2 separate regions of the Homo sapiens genome follow, and region 1 is linked to region 2. The links are chromatin loops, found by intact Hi-C in ENCODE. Cell type or tissue: gastrocnemius medialis. All regions are shown on one strand. Each heading gives the region's core, and the rest is flanking DNA. Links, peaks and the distances in the headings are about the cores only.

Region 1 (10,213 bases), core at 700-8,699, 420 kb before region 2:
TGTATTCTATTTTACATATAAGAAAATAATTTTTTTTTTTTGAGATGGAGTCTCACACTGTCTCCCAGGCTGGGATGCAGTAGCAGGATCTCAGCTCACTTCAACCTCCGCCCCAGCTTAGGTTCAAGTGACTGTCCTGCCTCAGCCTCCTGAGTGCTGGGATTATAGTCATACAACACCATGCCCAGCTAATTTTTGTATTTTTAGTAGAGACAGGGTTTCACCATGTTGGCCAGGCTGGTCTTGAACTCCCCAACCTCAAGCTATCTGCCCGCCTCAGCCTCCCAAAGTTCTGGGATTACAGGCGTGAGCCACTGTGCCCGGCCCAAAATAAACTTTTAAATTAGGAGTTAATTTAATTAAGTTAATTAGGAGTTAAGAACCTCAGTCAGTATGACGGATTGGGTAGAAATATCCCTCTGTATAGGAAAAACTCTCTAACCATGTTTTTCCTCCACTCTCACACCATAATAATCACCAACACAGAAGACTTCTTGTGACCAAATGTGTGGGGGCTTTTTCCAAATACACCAAGCAACAGACACCAGCTGGGTGTCCTCTAATGAACTATCTACTCTGAGATAGTGTCAGATCCCATAGGCTGAGGGCTAGTTCCCAAGACTGCCCCTCCCCACATGCCAGTCACAAGTCTGAGCCTCAGGAACTTCTGACTGACCCACTTCAAGTTGAGGCTCAAGAGCGCCGTCTTTGGGTTCAGCGAATTTGCTGGAGCAGCTCACAGAACTCAGGGAAAGTTACTTAGGTTTACTGGTTTACTATAAAGAATACTGCGAAAGATACAGATAAGCGGATGTGTAGGGCAGTATGAGGAAAGGGGCACAGCCCTTCCATGCTCTGCCTGGGTGCACCATCCTCCAGGAACCTCCCTGTGTTCAGCTATTCAGAAGCTCCATCAACCCGGTCCTCCTGGGTTTTTATGGAAGCTTCACAATGTCAGCATTCCTTCCTCCAGGGCATTGGGTGCATCAACACTCTCACAGGCGGAACATTAGAGTCCTGCCTTGGGGTAAGTGAAAGGAGGGCAGAAGGTCAGAGGGCTGCCTCTGAGGCCTAACACACCCAGTATTATAACAACAAAAACTGTAACAAGGGCTGTGGGGTGTTATGAGCCAGGAACCATGGATAAAAACTAGTATATATCATAACACCACATCCTCCCATCCAAACACTTCAAAACACTGAACAAAAATATGATAACAAAAATATCATCTAAAACCTAGATAAAGTAGAAATCTCCAGGTACCAGAAACAGAGGGAAGTGGAAGTTAGGTCAATGTATGGAAGCTGAGGCCAAGGGGCTCATAGAGAAATCCACCGCAGCAAGAGGCCTAAATACCTGCGAGCTGGGGCTTTAATGACCATACATGCAGTGAGGGGGTCCAGGAGATGGTCACCTTACACCATGAGCTGTTAGTGAGGCACTTACAAAAAGCTGGAGGTCATAAAAAGCTGCTCCATATGTGAAATAGGTCTAGAGGAACATCATTTACTAACCTGAGAAAACAGCCAGAAACCTTGTCATCTGCTTGGGCAAAGAGTAGAAAATGAGTGGCCTATAAAATTTGAAATCAGGCGTGTAGTACATGCAAGAAATAAGGTTAAATGTATACAGTGGCTCACGCCTGTAATCCCAGCACTTTAGAAAGCTGAGGCCCATTGATCGTTTGAGCCCAGGAACTTTAGTTTCTACTAAAAATACAAAAATTAGCCTGGTGTGCTGGCATGCCCCTGTAGTCCCAGCTACTGAGGAGGCTGAGGCAGGAAGATCGCTTGAACCCAGGAGGCAGAGGTTGCAGTGAGCCAAGATCACACCACTGCACTCCAGCCTGGGTGACAGAGCGAGACTCCATCCCATCTCAAAAAAGAAAACATATATCATAACACCACACATGGGTTAAAACTTGCATGATGTAGCTAAAGCAGTATTTAGAGGTAAATTTATAGATTTAAATAAATTTACTGAAAAACAAAAAGTAAGCTAGGCATGAATTCAAGTAGCTAGAAACAGAAGAAATGTAGATAAAGGTAAAAATAATGAAAAACAAAAATATAGATAAGAACAAGCTGTTTATTTGAAAAGATTAAGTAGTAGACATCTATATTAATAAAGAAAAAGAGAGTTGGCACAAATAAACAATATTAAGAATAAAAAAAGGGCAAGGAGTGGTGGCTCATGCCTGTAATCCCAACACTTTCAAAGACTGAGGCAAGAGGATCACCTGAGGACAGGAGTTTCAGACCAGTCTGGTCAACATAGCAAGACCCCATCTCTACAAAAAATACAAAACTTTGCTGGGCATAGTGGTGCGCACCTGTAGTCTCAGCTACTAGGGAGGCTGAGGCAAGAGGATAGCTTGAGCCCAGGAGTTTGAGGCTGCAGTGAGCTATGATGGTGCCGCTGCACTCCAGCAGTGGGTGACACAGCAAGATCCCATCTCTAAAAAATCAATAAATAGGCCGAGAGCAGTGGCTCATCCCTATAATCCAAGTATTTTGGGAGGCCGCGGCAGGCGGATCACTTGAGGCCAGAAGTTCGAGACCAGCCTGGCCAACATGGCAAAACTGCATCTCTACAGAAAATATAAAAAAAAAAAAAAAAAAAAAAAAAATAGCTGGGTGTGGTGGCGCACACCTGTAATCCCAGCAACTCGGGAGGCTGAGGCAACAGAATTGTTTGAACCCTGGAAGTAGAGGTTGCAGTGAGCCGAGATCGCATGACTCACTCCAGCCTGGGCAACAGAGTGAGACTCTGTCTTAAATAAATAAATAAGAAATATAAGCTAGATTCTCAGCACCATAGGAAAGGTAATAAAAAAATTAAAAAACAAAAAAGATAGAGGCAATATTTATAAAACCCTAAGAGAAAATTACGAATAACTATGCTAAGAAGCCCAAGAACACATGAATGGATCATCTAAACTAAATTATCAAAACTGAATCAAGAAGGAATAGAAAGCCTAAATTCATCACTAATCATTTATGAAACTGAATCACCAAAAACTTGACCCATATGCCCTTTATAAGTGGTTCAGATGATTTCGTAATGAGTTTTACCAAATTTTAAGAAACAGATAATCTTTATCTCTTACAAACTAGTTAAGAAAAACATATATGCCAGCCAGGCACGGTGGCTCATGCCTGTAATCCCAGCACTTTGGGAGGCCGAGGAGGGGATATCATGAGAGCAGGAGTTCAAGACCATCCTGGCTAACACGGTGAAATTCCATCTCTACTAAAAATACAAAAAATTAGCTGGGCCCACGTGGTGGCGCGTGCCTGTAATCCCAGCTACTAAGGAGGCTGAGGCAGGAGAATTGCTTGAACCCGGGAGTCGGAGGTTGCAGTGAGCCAAGATCATGCCACCGCACTCTAGCCTGGGAAACAGGAAGACTCTGTCTCGAAAAAAAAAAGATAAAGAAAGACATATACTTATGATTACTTTATAGGGCCAATACAAGCTTGATACCAAACAATATAAGAACAATTTCCTTTTTTTTTCCTTTTTTTTTCTTTTTTTTTTTTTGAGATGAAGTCTTGCTCTGTCGCCCAGTCTGGAGGGCAGTGGTGCAATCTCAGCACACTGCAATCTCCACCTCCCGGGTTCAAGTGATTTTCGTGCCTCAGCCTCCCGAGTAGCTGGGATTACAGGTGCATGTCACCACGCCCAGCTAATTTTTGGCATTTTTAGTAGAGATAGGGTTTCGCCATGTTGGCCAGGCTGGTCTTGAACTCCTGACCTCAGTTGATCAGCTCGCCTCGGCCTCCCAAAGGGCTGGAATTACAGGCATGAGCCACCACACCCAGCCAGACCAATATTTTAAAAAGAAAATTCTAGAACAACTTCACTTATGAACATTTGCAAAAATCCAAAGTAAAATACTAGCAACCGATACCCTACAGAATAATATACCTGTATATGTATATTTATGTACATGTTTCAACACAATTAATACGCTCATCTTATCACAATGTAATATCAAGAAAAAATGATCATCTCATATAGTTATGAAAAAGACATTAAAGCATTAAGTAAAATATATACTGTCATGATATAATTTTTACCTTGTTAAAAAATATTAAGAATAGAGCAAAGTTCTTAGTTTAATAAAGACTATCTACTGAAACCTTAAGCAAACTTCACGCTTAATGGAGAAACTTTAAGAGCAGTTAAAGTTAAAGACAGTAAGAAGACAAGGCAAGGGTGCCTGTCATCACAGTTCTATTGAACACTGTACTGGACCATCTACCCCAATGCAGTATGGTAAGAAAAAGATGTAGGAGTCACAGAAATGGAAAAGATAAATTATCGTTGTTTTATGATTGTCTATATAGAAAATTCAAGAATTATCTATATGCAGACTATTAGAACTAATAAGAGAATCAGCTGGGATGCTGGGTAAAAAAACAAAATTCAAAAATCAGCAATGTTTCTTTCTATGGGCCAGCAAGTAAACTAGAGAATATACTAGGACAAAAGATATTGTTTAAAATATCAACCAAATCTATAAGATATAAATACAGCAAAAGTTGTAGAAGACATTTATAGGGGAAATCACCAGTAATCATTCACCTGAATAAAAGGAGAAGATAGGAAAAGCCAGCACTGTAAAGATGTCAGTATTAATTGAATGCAATTTCAAAGAGAATCTCAACAGGATTTTCTGTGTGTGTGCAACTAGACAAACTAACGTTTATATAAATTGGTCAAATCCAAGATGGCCCAGAAATTCTGAAAAAATAAAAAAGTAATAATAGCTAACAATTTTTGCGTTCTTCCTTATATAGCAGGTACTATTCTAACTTTTTTTTTTTTTTTTTTTTTTTTAAGATGGCATCTCACTCTGTCACCCAGGCTGGAGTGCAATGGCACGATCTCAGCTCACTGCAACCTCCGCCTCCCAGGTTCAAGCTATTCTCCTGCATCAACCTCCCGAGTAGCTGGGATTATAGGCACCCACCACCACACTCGGCTAATTTTTGTATTTTTAGTAAAGATGGGGTTTTACCATGTTGGCCAGGCTGGTCTCGAACTTTTAACCTCAGGTGATCTGCCCACCTTGGCCTCCCAAAGTGCTGGGATTACAAGCGTGAGCCACCACACCTGGCGTATTCTGACATTTTCATGCACTATCTCTTCACAGTATCTTTGTAATAGATACTATCATTATTTATATTTCATAGATGAGGAGACTGAGAGAACTTGGCAACTTGCCCAAGGTCACACAGCTCACTGGGTAATCACAAATCCTCACAAATTTGGTTTTTAGGTTTTTTGATTTATTTTTTGAGACAGAGTGTCGCTCTGTCACCCAGGCTGGAGTGCAGTGGCCTGATCTCAGCTCATTGGAACCTCTGCCTCCCCAGCTCAAGTGATCCTCCCATCTCAGCCTCCCAAGTAGCTGGGACCACAGGGCACACCACCATGCCCAGCTAATTTTTATATTTTTTGTAGAGGCAGGGTCTCATCCTTGTTGCCCAGGCTGTTCTCAAACTCCTGAGCTCAAGCGATCAGCCCGCCTCAGCCTCCCAAAGTGCTGGGATTACAGGCATGAACCACCGTGCCCAGCTACACAAATTTGTGTAATCACAAATGCTCACTGACTGCTGGGTAGGATAAAATTTTCTAAATCCATACCTAGACATACCTGTGGAACATTTTAGAGAAAATTTTAAAAGCTACCAGGGAGAAGGCAGATTATAATAAAATGACAATCATTTGTGATCAGACTTCTTGTCCTGACCTCAGGTGATCCCCCCACGTCGGCCTCCCAAAGTGCTGAGATTACAGGCATGAGCCACTGCGCCCAGCTGAAAGCCTTCTTCTTAAGGCATGTTTGTTATGTGATGGGCCAGGGGCTCTAAGAATGCTGATCCTTCTGGGGATCTCAAGGTACCTTCCACAAAGAGAATGGATGAGTGATCCCAGGAGCTGCTTGCCTGTGAGGGGACATGGTAGTACAGGATGTGGGCATTTTTTCCCAGAGCTCTCCCCAGAATCACTCACACTAAATATTTCCACCTCACCCAATCAGTCAAACTCACCAATGCATGGGATCACCCACATAGGCAAGCTTTCGAAAGATAATTTATTGTTGTGTGTTCATAGTAATAAGCATCCAGCAATGAGGTTTTTTTTTTCTCTTTCTTATTCCATGGTAAACCCTTTATTTCCCCTGGCATTCCATGTAACACACAGGTACATTTGAGCCTCGGTGCTTTCCCTGGGTCTTTCTACCTATCACACTCTCCTGACGCTGCAAAGAATGATGACACCCTGTAATCTGCAGAGCTCTGAAGACATAATTTGCCTGATCTACTTTAAAAATCTTGCCCTGTACTGAGGACTGCTCCAGAATCCCATAAGGTACCTGGAATTCCAGGCTGGCCAGGAAGCCTCCATGGAATTCGGGATTCTTCTTGTGAGTGGAGCTGGTTTGCAAGGAAGGGGTGAGCTACCTCTAAATCTGGAGCAGTTACCAAAGACTTCTAAAGAGAAGTGACTGGCGGAGCTGGAAGAGATGGGAGGCATTTTCCATTTTACGTATCAGTGTGTTTTTGTTTTTGTTTTTCTCCCTCCTCACCCCCTCTTAGGAGACAGGGTCTCGCTCTGTTGCCGAGGCTGGAGTGCAGTAGCGTGACATAGCTCACTGAAGCCTCCATCTCCTAGGCTCAGGTGATCCTCCCAGCTCAGCCTCCTGAGTACTTGGGACTCAGGCATGTGCAACCATGCCTGACTAATTTGTGCCACTTAGTCTTCAACCCCTGGGCTCAAGTGATCCTTCCACCTCAGCCTCCCAAAGTGCTGAGATTATAGGCATGAGCCACTGTGCCCATCAGTTCTTACTAAAGCATGAAACATTTTCCCTTTCCTTTTCTACTTATTCCTTATAATTAAAATAATAATAATACATGTGCAGGGAGATGGTAGACAGTAGTGACAGAGATGCATAGACTTTAGCCACCGACCTGAATTCAACACTTGATTCCAGCACTTAGTGGCTGTGTGACCATGGATGAGTTACCCTTCTGGTTCTAGTTTCTGAAACTCCATAATGAAAATAATAGTAATATTTACCTCAAAGAGTTTTCGAATAAAATACCATATGTAAGTGCTTAGTTCTCAGTAAATGTTAGCTATTATTACTATAAAAGTTGAGAAATACAAGTACAAAGAAAATTTAAAAACAGCTATACTCTCACCATCCATTTTGATGCACATAATTCCAGTATTTTCTCGATGTATTTTCAAAGAGTAAAATTATAGTGCTTTCCATTTTATAACTTGCTTTCAAAAATTAACCCCAGGCCAGGCACAGTGGCTCACACCTATAATCCTGACACTTTGGGAGGCTGAGGCTGGCGGATCACCTGAGATCAGGAGTTCGAAACCAGCCTGACCAACATGGAGAAACCCCATCTCTACTAAAAATACAAAATTAGCCAGGCATGGTGGCACATGCCTGTAATCCCAGGTACTCGGGTGGCTGAGGCAGGAGAATCGCTTGAACCCAGGAGGTGGAGGTTGCGATAAGCTGAGATCACGCCATTGCACTCCAGCCTGGGCAACGAGAGCAAAACTTTGTCTCAAAAAAAAAAAAAAAAAAAGTCCTGTGTAATTCAACATTCTTATACAACATGATTTTAAAAGGTCACAGAGTATTCCTTTGGGTTATTTTACATCTTTTATCTCTTTTTTTTTTTTTTTTTTTTGAGACGGAGTTTTGCTCTTGTTGCCCAGGCTCCAGTGCAGTGGCACAATCTTGGCTCCCTGCAACCTGCTTCAGCCTCCCGAGTAGCTGACATTATAGGTGCCTGCCACCACACCCAGCTAATTTTCTATATTTTTAGTAGAGACAGGTTTTCATCATGTTGGCCAGGCTGGTATCGAACTTCTGACCTCAGGCGATCCACCTGCCGTGGCCTCCCAAAATGTTGGGATTACAGGTATGAGCCACTGAACCTGGCCTACATCTTTTTTTTTCTTTTCTTTTCTGAGACGGAGTCTCGCTCTGTCGCCCAGGCTGAAGTGCAGTGGTGCAGTCGGCTCACTGCAACCTCCGCCTCCCAGGTTCAAGTGATTCTCCTGCCTCAGCCTCCCGAGTAGGTGGGATTATAGGTGCCCGCCACCATGCCCACCTAATTTTTGTGTTTTTAGTAGAGACGGGGTTTCACTATGTTGGCCAGGCTGGTCTGGAACTCCTGACTTCATGATCTGCCTGCCTTGGCCTCCCCAAGTGCTGGGATTACAAGCGGAAGCCACCGCGCCCGGCCCATCTTTTTTTTTAAGAGATGGGGTCTCACTTTGTTGCCCAGTCTGGTCTTAACTCCTAGCCTCAAGTGATCCTCTGGCCTCCACTTCCCACAGTGCTAGGGTTACAGGCATGAATCACCACACCTAGCACTTCACAGGCATGAGCCACTGTGCCTGGCCTTTTCCTTTTTTATTTATTTGTATCATTTTGCTTCTTAACCACCTCTGCCTTCCTTGCTCTCCACTGGTCCCACACTTCATGTATTGATATTTCCAACTCATCTGACCTGTCCAGGTGATCAGTGGCTGCTTTCTGTGGCTGTCTGGGGATGTAGCCTTCATCTCACCATCCAGACCACCTGCTCCTTAGGTCCAGGCCCCCGTGGCCTTCATTACAACCCCAGCCTCTCCTCGGGCTGCTGGGCAGACTCTTGTACCCGTGGCAAACCATCCAGTCTAACAATATTTCATGAGATAGTGCAAAAGCTGGACAAGGCAGAAAGGCAACTTTTCTGTAAACAGTATAAGGTTGACTTACAGGATATTAAATGCACTATTAAAAATTCTCAGGAAGAGGAAGAGACTGAAGATTTTTATCTGAGCACAGTACATTGTTTTTCTAAGCAACAGGGCCAAACAAGCTCAGAATTTATGGACTTACTTTTGTTGTTTTTTTTTTTTTTTGGACTTACTTTTTGAATGGAAGTCACAGTCACAACACTTGCCTATCAATTATTTATTTATTTATTTATTTATTTATTTATTTATTTATTTAGACAGAGTCTTGCTGTGTCGCCCAGGATGGAGTGCAGTGGTGTAATCTCGGCTCACTGCAACCTCCGCCTCCCAGGTTCAAACGATTCTTCCGCCTCAACCTCCCAAGTAGCTGGGAATTACAGGTTCCCGCCACCTGGCCCAGCTAGCTTTTGTATTTTTAATAGAGACGGGGTTTCATCAGGTTGGCCAGGCTGGTCTCGAACTCCTGACCTCAAGTGATCTGCCCGCCCCGGCCTCCCAAAATGCTGGGATTATAGGCATGAACCCCGTGCCCTGCCTTAATGATGTTGTGCCCTGCCTTAATGATGTTTTGAGACCACAATAAAACCTAACTGATTCATACCAATGGGGAACTGTCAAACTGCATCAGTGGAGAGAAGTGAATTACATCCTTTTTAACATAAACTCTTTTATTTCCAGTAGAATTCAAATAAAATAAAATCTTTATTTCCAAATGGTTCAATACTTGGACCTGTTTTTTAAGGGGTTGTTCAGAATCTGATCTACTACATTTGTTACAACCACATTTATTGTTTGTATGGAAACAGGAATGGCTAAAGTTTTGAGAAGTGTGTTCTTCCTAAAAACGTAAAACATTCAACATCCCCCAGCAACCATGCTCACACAGTTCGCTCCTTGGTAGAGCTTTTTCTTCCCAGATCATGTGGAAGAAAACCCCAGCTCAGGCTGCTCCCGGCTGCTCTGGTTCTGAGTGAGTGTGCAGAGGTTTGCAATATCAGCCCAGGTCAAGCCCTGAAAAATCTCTCCAGACTCCAGACTTGATCTGTCCAGACCCATCCGAGAATTAACAGGCTCCCCATCGTGCCCACAGAAGCAAGACTGTCATGGAAACACTGATTCAACCATAATAACTACTGACAGAAAAACCACACAAATGAACTAAACAATTCTTCCACCCAATCAGAGTCCAGGGGAGTCCATAGCCTCAGGATTAAAATAAGTAGGGCTGTTTTTATTATGTGGTCCAGCTCGTTTGAGCCTCTCCCATTGCCTTGTTTTCACAGCTCCCTTTTATGAGAAAGAAAGTGGGGGTGGGGGAGTTGGGAGGGAGACTAGAGCTATGCAGACGGGAATGCCAGGCTGGGAATACCAACAAACAGTGTGCTGCATGTCAGGCAAATTAAAACTTCTAGCCTGGAGGAG
Region 2 (10,213 bases), core at 1,018-9,017:
CCAGGCCCACAGGAAGAGCCCCCGGACCAATAATGCATGCAGCCTGCAGAGACAGCTAGCACCCTCCACTAACCTTCAGAACATTATGCTGCTGGTTCAATTCCACATTCCAAATCCTGCCTGCAAATTTCTCTCATAATCAACCCTAACCTGGCACTACATATGGAAGAGCATTCTGGGACATGTAGTTCAACTTGGTAGGTTGATGCAGTATAGTACTAGTACAGTTACTAAAATGCAAGCTGACCTCTAAGGGATGAAGGCTTGCCAACACTGAAAGTAGTCAAAAGCAAATGCCACAGCTTTTGAAGAAACTTTCAGTGTAAGAGTTCCTAAAAATGTTGGACACAAGGGTAGAATCTTTGGAGTAAGTAGCAATTGCTTCCAAGAAGGTAAGGTTGACTGACCTCTTTAAAAAAGGAAAATGTTCACTTGGACATACAATATTCTGGTGTCTTCATGAAGGGAATGAACTGAATCTTATTACTTTTTAGCATTCCTTATATTTTTGTCATTTTTCTCCTCTGATTCTCAAGTTTACAGATCTTTTTTATTGTTGTTGTTATTGGTTATGTTTTAGCTCAGCTGAGTTTTATGACTCATTCATGAGTTGTTCAAAAATCATACAGAGGCCAGGCACGGTGGCTCACGCCTGTAATCCCAGCACTTTGGGAGGCCAAGGTGGGCGGATCATGAGGTCAGGAGATTAAGACCATCCTGGCCATGGTGAAACCCCGTCTCTACTAAAAATACAAAAAAATTAGCTGGGCATGGTAGTGCACGCCTGTAGTCCCAGCTACTTGGGAGGCTGAGGCAGGAGAATTGCTTGAACCCAGGAGGTGGAGGTTACAGTGAACTGAGATCGCACCACTGTACTCCAGCCTGGTGACAGAGCGAGACTCCGTCTCAAAAAAAAAAAAAAAAAAAAATCATACAGAGCAGGGGTCCCCAACCCCCAGGCAGTGGACCAATGCCATCAGGAACCAGGCTGCACAACAGGAAGTGAGTGGCCAATGAGCACTACTGTCTGAGCTCCACGTCCTGTTAGATCAGTGGCGCCATTAGATTTTCATGGGAGTGCAAACCCTAGTGTGAACTGTGTATGTGAGGGATTTAGGTTGTGCACTCCTTATGAGAATCTAATGCCTAATGATCTGAAATGGAACAGTTTCATCCTGAAACAATCCCACCCCTGCTGGTCCATGGAAAAACTGTCTTCCATGAAACCAGTCCCTGGTGCCAAAAAAGGTTGGGGACTGCTAATTCAGAGGAATAGGAAGTGTCCTAGAGCTAGGTAATTCACTTTCCCTTCCCAGGGTGGATATTCTTGACATTTTTTCTTATTATGGGATATAATTCTTAGCTATAGATTTTAGAGTCCATTTTTTCTCTGAGGTCATTGACCTTCTGGCCTTTCACCACAACTAAGCAGGTCTTTTCTTACCCTTTTTTTTTTTTTTTTTTTTTAAGACAAGGTCTCACTTTGTCGCCCAGGCTGGAGTGCAATGGCATGATCAGCACTCACTGCAACCTCTACCTTCCAGGCTCACGTGATCCTCCTACCTCAACCTCCCAAGTAGCTGGGACTACAGATGTGCACCACCACGCCCAGATGATTTTTTATTTTTAGTAGAAACAAGGTTTCCCCATGTTGGCCAGGCTGGTCTTAAATTCCTGACCTCAAGTGATCTGCCCACCTCAGTTTCCCAAAGTGCTGGGATTAGAGGTGTGAGCCACTGCACCCAGCCAGATCTTTTCCTATTATACAGCATGTCCTACTGCTTATTTTAGCTGTTTCTAAAGGCCTTCTCCGTTAATCTTGATGTCTTATAGCAGTCTGTCGAGGCTGCCATAACATAATAGTATGGCCTGGGTGGCTTATGAACAACACGAATTTATTTCTCTTCCTTCTAGAGGCTGGAAAGTCTGACATCAAGATGCCCAGCAGGTTCAGTGTCTAGTAAGGCCCACTTCCTAGTTCATAGACAGCATCTTCTCACTGTGTTCTCACTTGCTGGAAGGGGCAAGGGAGCTCTCTGGGGCCTCTTTTATAAAGCCATTAATCCCATTCATAAGGGTTACACTCTCATGATCTAATCACCTCTCAGAGGCTCCACCTCCAAATACCATCACATTGAGGATTAGGATTTCAACACGTAAACTTGGGGGGGACATAAACATTCAGTATATAGCACTTGACAATTTAATGTGAATGATTCTATTCTTGTCATTCTAGGCAAATCTAGAGGCTGGCAAAAATGTTCTATGGATGTAAAATACCTAAATTACAAATGGTATGGTTAATGAATTACATTTCAGTCAGTTTGCTCTTGATTTCTTTTTTTCATTTTTTGAACAAAGCCCAAAGGCCTTCGGTCCCTAATATGATTCTTAATATATCTGCCACCTTGACCATTGTTGCCTAATTTATGTATTTGTGTTAAAATACATATAGCATAAAATTTACTATCCTAATTATTTTTAAGTGTATGGTTCAGTAGTGTTAAGTGCATTCACTTTGGTGTACAACCAATCTCCAGAACTCTTTTCATCTTGCAAAACCGAAACTCTGTGCTGAAAAACAATCCCCCATTTCTCCCTCCCCCTAGTCCCAGGTAACCACTATTCTACTTTCTGTCTATGAATATGACTACCGTAGTTACCTCATATAAGTGGAATACTACAGAATTTGTTACTTCATGTCTGGCTTATTTCACTTAGCATAACGTCCTCAAGGTTCATGCATGTTGCAGCATGCGTCAGAATTTTCTTCCTTTTTAAGACTAGATAATATTCCATTGTATGTATATATCACATTTTGTTTATCCATTCATCCATTGATGGACACTTGGTTTGCGTCCATCTTTTGGTTATTATGAGTAATGCTGCTATGGATGTAGGTATACAACTATCTCTTTGAGACCTTGCTTTTAATTGTAATTATTTTGGGTATATACCCAGAGGTGCAATTACAAGGTCATATGGCAATTTATTTTTAATTTTTTGAGGATCCACATACTGTTTTTCACAACAGCTGTACCATTTTACATTCCCACCAACAATGCTGAGTCTTCTGACCTTACACCAGTATTGTCTCCATTGTGCCACCTGCAGTGAGCTTAACATTTGGATATAGGCTATTTTGGCCTATTCCCTGTTTCCTGTATGTTCACCTTATCTTCCCAGCTAGATATAACTCGTTGGGCATAAATTCTGTCTTCTCCTGCTCCTATTATACTTCCCAAGTATCTTAAAACATGCTGAACACAAGCACAAATTCAACGTATACTTGTAGGATGAATGATTGAATGAATGAATGAATGAGCACAATTATTTCTTCTTTCCTATCTCTCTCTCTCTTAATCCAATTGTTTCATCTCTTTCTTCCACCAGTTCCCATTGCTAGCCAACTCAAGTCATAGACTCTACTTTCTAGTTCAGAATCTTGGTCTTAGCAGGAAAATTAAGTGTTATTTAGTTCTTTATGGTACATGATGAAGGGAGAAACACTGGATTTGAATCTCAGCAAGTCACTGAACTGCCAAGGTACTACAAAATAATGTAAAACACATGCCCATTATTGAGAATCACATACCATGAAGCACTATGCATGCAGCTAATATAGTGTCTGATACTTCATACATATTCAATAAATGTTAACCTACTTCTTACACTTTTTATTCAGGTTTCGAATAGGCACACTAGAATGTAAACTCCTTTAAATGCTGGAACTATGCTTTACATATCTTTCTATCTTCTTTAATGCTTTTGCTTAGTACATGCCCAAAGACATTTATTATATAAACAAACAAATGAATCAAACATCCAATCTATACTGCAGTTCTACCAGAGTTGTTTTTCGGTGGTTCCTTCACAAATTTATCAGTTTGGATCAGCTAGATATGATGCAATGTCAAAAAGAGAACCACAATGGCTTGCAACAGGGTTTATTTCTTGTTCATGACACTTATCCATCATGAGTCAGCAAATGGTCTTCTAGTCACTCAGGGGCCAGGCTGATGGAGGTGCCATTTCTTCACATATCTCCACAATTGCAGAAACAGGGAAAAGAGAGTATGGCAACCACAGGCTGGCTCTCACAGTTTCTGTCTAGGAGTGGTACACATCAATTCCACTCACATTTTATGGGCCAAACAAGTGACATGGCCACATCTGAGTTCAACAGGGTAGGGATACACAGTGCTCCCACAGAGAGGGGCACTGAAAATTTGTGAAGGGCCGGATGTATGGCTCCTGCTTGTAATTCCAGCACTTTGGGAGGCCAAGGTGGATGGATCACCTGAGGTCAGGAGTTCGAGACCAGCCTGGCCAACATGGTGAAACCCTGTCTCCACTAAAAATACAAAAATTAGCCAGGCGTGGTGGTGCACACCTGTAATCCCAGCTACTTGGGAGGCTGAGGCAGAAGAATCGCTTGAAACCTGGAGGCGGAGGTTGCAGTGAGCCAAGATCACACCACTGCACTCCAGCCTGGGCAACAGAATGAGACTCTGTCTCAAAAAAAAAAAAAGAAAAAAGAAAAGAAAATTTACGAAGAATAACATAATCTACCATCACAGCTTAGAAGGCTCTTTATGATTTGATTCCTGCCTTATCTACATAACCTTGAACTCTGGCCATGGTGGACTGATTACAGCTGCTCAAACACAGCATGCCCTTTACACTTGGGTGCTTTAGATATACTGTTTCCTTTGTCTGGAGCATCCTGTCGTTCATCTATTCATCCATCCATTCATCCACTCATTCCTTCATCTTTTTATCCCTTCATTCAACAAATACGTGTTGAGTGCATTTTGTGTAATAGATCTGTCCCAGTAGAAACCTCCTTTTCATCTTCAGGCTAAGTGCTCACGTTAAAATTACTCTAAAACCTTCCATCTGGCTACCATAGTTCTAACATATGGTTAGATGCTCTCTCTTATGCTCATGGCACTTTCTACACACCCACATCATAGAATTTTACACCCTAGCATTGTGGTGGTGCCTTCAGAATTTCTCTATTGAAGGAGATTAGGAGTGACAATCTGGTTGGGGTTTGTAATGGAACTTCTTTTGAAGCTACAGTTGCCTATCTTTTTCACATAAGATTGAGAAGAGTAAGTTTTTTTTTCAAATAATGGAGGTAGAAGTAGATGAGATTATGCCCACTTCTTCCCCTAAGCTACCCTCTGGAGCTCCCACTGCGGTATTGAAATATGTGTGTCGACGTCTCTCTGGAAGACAATGACTGCTTCTTATTCATTGTTATATTGTAAGAAGTATAGAGAGTACAAGAGTATGTGCTCACTATTTGTGGAATAAATAAATAAGTAAAACAGCCACTGATACTGTTACAGGAAAGGGATCTTGATCCAGACCCCAACAGAGGGTCCTTGGATCTCCCACAAGAAAGAATTCAGGGCGAGTCCATAGACTAAAAGGAAAGCAAGTTTATTAGGAAAGTAAAGGAACAAAAGAATAGCTACTCAATAGAGCCCTGAGGGCTGCTGGTTGCCCATTTTTATGGTTATTTCTTGATTATATGCTAAATAAGGGGTGGATTATTCCTGCCTCCTCTTTTTAGACCACATAGGGTAACTCCCTGATGTTGGCAAATGCCATGGCACTGGTGGGAGTGTAGCAGTGAGGACAGCCAAAGGTCACTCTCATGGCCATTTTGGTTTTGGTGGGTTTTAGCCGGCTTCTTTGCTGCAACCTGTTTTATCAGCAAGGTCTTTATGACCTGTATCTTGTGCTGACCTCGTATCTCATTCTGTGACTTAGAATGCCTTAACCCTCTGGGAATGCAGCCCAGTAGGTTTCAGCCTTATTTTACCCGCCTCCTATTCAAGATGGAGTTGCTCTGGTTCAAACGCCTCTCACAATACTACCACTTTTTGGAGCCATCCCCCATAGTCATCAGCAATCTCTGTGGCAGTGGTTCTTGTCCTTGGCTGCACATTGGAACCACCTGGGAACTGTAAAAATGGAGACACCTTGGCCTCAGGCTTAGAAGTTCTGATGTAGACGATCTAGGATAGGGTCTAGACATGAGCAATTTTAAAACATAACCAAGTGATGATAACGTGCAGCCCAGACTAAACCATATGAGGGAGCAACAGAATGACCTGGTGGGCTCGTTAAAACAGAATTATGTGTCCAGGCACAGTGGCTCACACCTGTAATCCCAGCACTTTTGGAGGCTGACGTGGGTGGATCGCTTGAGCCCAGGAGTTTGAGACCAGCCTGGCAACTTGGCAAGAACCTGTCTCTACAAAAAATACAAAAATTAGCTGGGTGTGGTGGTGCACTCATGTAGTTCCAGCTCCCCGGGTTGGTCAGGGAAGCCGGAGGCAGGGGGCTAGTGAGGTGAGAGGATGTCTTGAGCCAGGGAAGTAGAAGTTGCGTGAGCCCAGACTGCGCCACTGCACTCCAGCCTGGGTGACAGAGCAAGAGTCTGTCTCAAAAACAAACAAACAAAAACAGAATGATGAGCTCCATCTCCAGAGTTTCTTATTTACTAGGGTTAGGGGTGGGGCTTGATAATTTGCATTTCTAGCAAGCCCCCAGGTGATTCTGATAGTTGATGTTGCTAGCCCAGAACTACAGCTCTATGGAAACAGAAATCTCAGTCCGCTGAACTATGAACTCCACCCCACCCCAGTCCACCCCTACTCCCGTATTAACTTCATAATTAGCTCCAGGAATGAACTTATAAGTAAGTGTACTACTAGATTTTTTTTTTTTTTTTGAGACAGGGTCTTGCTCTGTCACCTACGCTGGAGTGCAGTGGCACAATCATAGCTCACTGCAGCCTCAAACTCCCAGGCTCAAGCAATCCTCCCACCTCAGCCTCCTGATTAGAGGGAACTACAGGCATGTGCTGCCATGCCCGGCTAATTTTTAAATTTTTTTGTAGAGACAGGATCTCACTAATGTTGCCCAGGCTGCTCTTGAGCTCCTGGGCTCAAGCAATCCTCCTGCCTTGGCCTCCCAAAGTGCTGGGACTACAGGTGTGAGCCACCATGCCTGGCCTACTACTAGATTTTTAAAAAAATATTTTAATATATACCTTCCTACTTTCCCAATAAGAAGTTGAGGTAGAAGTGATTTGAGAGGAAATTGAAATCGTTTTCTGGTAATTACTGATTCACACCTTTGGCTACTAAAAAAGTTTATCAAGACTTTTAATTACAAATAATACATATAATATAAAAAGCGCAAATTTCCTCCTTGGAGGAAATAGACTGTGAGTTCAGTGCGAGGTAGAAGGTAGTGAAGGTGTTTAGGATAAGCCACTGTGGCATAAAAATATTTTGAGCTGAAAGCATTTGAGTTCCTGAGATCCCTTAACTGCCTAAAAGCAGGACTTTTGAATAGACCTCAATTGTCATAAATCAACCAGGGAAGAATGACTTTTATCATCAGAGACAATGAGAAATCAGACAATGAGAAGTAGGCACCACACCAACAGTCATTGTCACAAACGTATTATAGCTCCCATTTATTCTGCTAAGCATCCATTTAGCTTTCCTAAAAGTCATTTGCTTTCCCATAAGCACTCTTTTACTCACTCTCCTTTACCTATTAAGATATATTTAAACCTCGAATTCTAACTGCCTTTTTGAGTCACATTTCTTTGTGAACTCCCTTTCATATATACATAATTAAAATCTGTCTTTTCTTGCTAATCTATCATCTGTCTAATTTGCAGGCCCCCCAAAACTGGACATAAGAGGGTAGAGGAACAGTTTTTCCTCTCTGAGTTGGGAATGCAGACGGGGGTACTGCAAAGTCACCTACTTATTCACTTACAGCTGCCTGGGTTTGACCTTCAAGTTGTCCATTGAACACCGATATCCCAGGAATCCTGTCTTCAGTCATTGGCTGTTCTGTTCTTTATCTTCTCTTTTCCCTAACTCTTGCACTCACAATCTGCTAACCCACCAAATGGAGCATGTACTCTCTTGTTCTCCTGTTCAGGTTCCTCTGTGATCAATACTTTGCCTTTCTGGATGGGGAACAACTCAAAAAGGCCAACTTGGATATTTGCACACTGTGATTTCTATGCTATTTCCATCACTTTTGAGCAGAGCAAAACAGGTTGGCAAACCTCAGCTCTCATATGGAACTCAGCCTTGGGAAGAGATTGAAGGAAAAGTCAGTTGGCTCTTCTGCACTGGCATTGTAGGGCAACTTGGCATAGAGAAAAGAGCCCTGGGTTGAGGATTAGGAGACCTGAGTGTGGTCCCAGTTCTACTTTGTGTCATTTTAACTGCCATGGGCTTTCATTTCCTCATTTATTAAATGGGGTTTCCCACCACATGGGACTGTTTGGAAGATCATATAGGAAAATGGAAGAGAAAGCATATGGCACTCAGGAAAATACTTGTATTCTATTGGGGCTCAGCAGAGCATCCTACTTCCAGCACTTTGTAACTGAGAAGGGACACCACCATGCTTGTATCCCCATCTCATTCTATAAACATCATCAAATGCTGTAGAACATATCCAAACAAACCAGAGTGCATGTGTACTCATAAAGGAAGGTATGGCAGAAGCCCAGTTGGAAATTCAATCTAGATTGGCCCCAGAAACAATTTTCTATTGCACTTTGCATCCATGACTTCTCCTACTCCTCATATCCATTCCACCTTCCAACCTGGTCCCCGGGCCTCATTCTTCTTTTCTAGCTTATAGTCTCCAAACTCAAGAGAAAATATTCTTTCTGACTCTCGAAAGGAAGAGATTCCCAGTGGCTTAGAAAGGACAATGCCTAGCTAGCCCCTGAACAGACGCTGGCACCTTATAAAGGAAGTTTTTTTAAACAAGCTTTTTGTGAACTAGGATGTTTTATGAGCAGTAGCCCTTGGCCAAACCAGGAGAACAGAGGTGCTCTCTTCCCTTTGTTGGACATTTAGAAACATATTGTAGATTGTTTGTTCACTTGTTTTACCAGAAGTATGCATAACTTCAGTAAGCAGGGGAACCAAGGATCTTTTTTTAACTATAAAAATAAATTTTCTTGGCCAGAACTATTACTATATTTTGTCTTTGTTGATTGTTATATTCAACTATATATATATATATAGTTGAAGGCAACCATATAGTTGATATATATAATTGAATATAACAAATATATATAGTTGAAGGCAACTATATATATAGTTGAATATAACAATCAACTTATATTATTGAATATAATATTCAATATATATTGAATATAAAATATATTGAATATATGTGTATGTATGTGTGTATATATATGTGTGTGTATATAGATATATATATAAAGGGGGCAATAGTTTGAGAGTACTAACCCAATGTATTTTTATCCTCAGTAACTCATAATGCCCAGTTTTACTGAGGCTCCCATATCAACTCAGACCAAAGCTTCTTCCACAGCATAAAGAGGATTCTTCTTAGCCATTTAGCCAGGAAGCCTGGTGCCCCCAGGAGGAAGGAGGCTATGGTGAGGGTTGTTCATTCTGAAGAGGTAAAAGCATGAGAAAGGAAAACATAGGCAGATCCAGAAGAAGACAGAGTTGGTTAGATGCCACTGCCAGGGTTCTAGCCAGCCTTCCCTTGCTGAACCTCAAGGAGACGAAGGTGTAGAGATACCCAGCTGGGCATCAGGGAGCCCAGGTTAACTGGATGTGGTGGCTCCATTCCCAGGCATGGTCTGGGGAGTCCACAGGCTTCTAGGAGGAGCCTAGCTTTTAGCTTCACTACACCCAACAGTGAGGGGCAGTGACGGGTAGTCTCAAAGAAGGCAGAAGCAGCAGAGGCAGCATCCCTGGGTCCCTATAGCCTACGTGTAGTGTACAGAGTACCTGAAAGTTCCCAAGTGTCCTATTTGGATGACATGAAGGGGTTGAGGCCTGACCAGATAGCCAAAATCTGGGGTCAGGATTAAGAAGCCTCAGCATGTAGTGTTGTTTTGTTTTGTTTTGCTTTTACATCAGAAAGACATGTCTGAGAATCCGGTATTTGTGTCAGGAAGAGACAAAAAACTAGATGATCAGGCAAGAGAAGAGGGAGAAGGCAGAGGACATGTGAATCTGAGGCCTCCTCCCTGTGCCATAAGATCATATACACTCCCACATACCCTAGAATGTGACCCTGGAAAGGAGCAGGGAGAGGAGATTGGGAAGACTGAGCATTGGCGCACACTCTAAGTCATTCCAAAGAGGTTACTTAAATGGCAGAAATG

What was found. Peaks named below come from ENCODE experiments on the same cell type or tissue, not always from the same donor. Only the 100,000 strongest peaks of a DNase experiment are listed, where the experiment ranks them.
Region 1: it touches region 2 in a loop (8-fold over the local background); 2 of 110 quality-filtered maps call a loop at or near these places.

Annotation. Positions count from the first base shown.
Region 1 is chr2:48,531,181-48,541,393 of GRCh38, reverse strand. All of the region lies in intron 1 of STON1-GTF2A1L (STON1-GTF2A1L readthrough), which reads right to left. The region is part of intron 1 of STON1 (stonin 1); the gene reads right to left. Among named protein-coding and RNA genes, the nearest start is that of STON1, 6.1 kb to the right of the region's middle. In gastrocnemius medialis, for the core only: no CTCF peak of the experiment used is centred there; no DNase peak of the experiment used is centred there; H3K27ac peaks cover 359 bases.
Region 2 is chr2:48,114,772-48,124,984 of GRCh38, reverse strand. All of the region lies in intron 2 of LOC105374593 (a long non-coding RNA gene), which reads left to right. Among named protein-coding and RNA genes, the nearest start is that of FOXN2, 190 kb to the left of the region's middle. RefSeq lists an enhancer at 3,821-4,115. In gastrocnemius medialis, for the core only: no CTCF peak of the experiment used is centred there; a DNase peak (open chromatin) is centred at 4,028.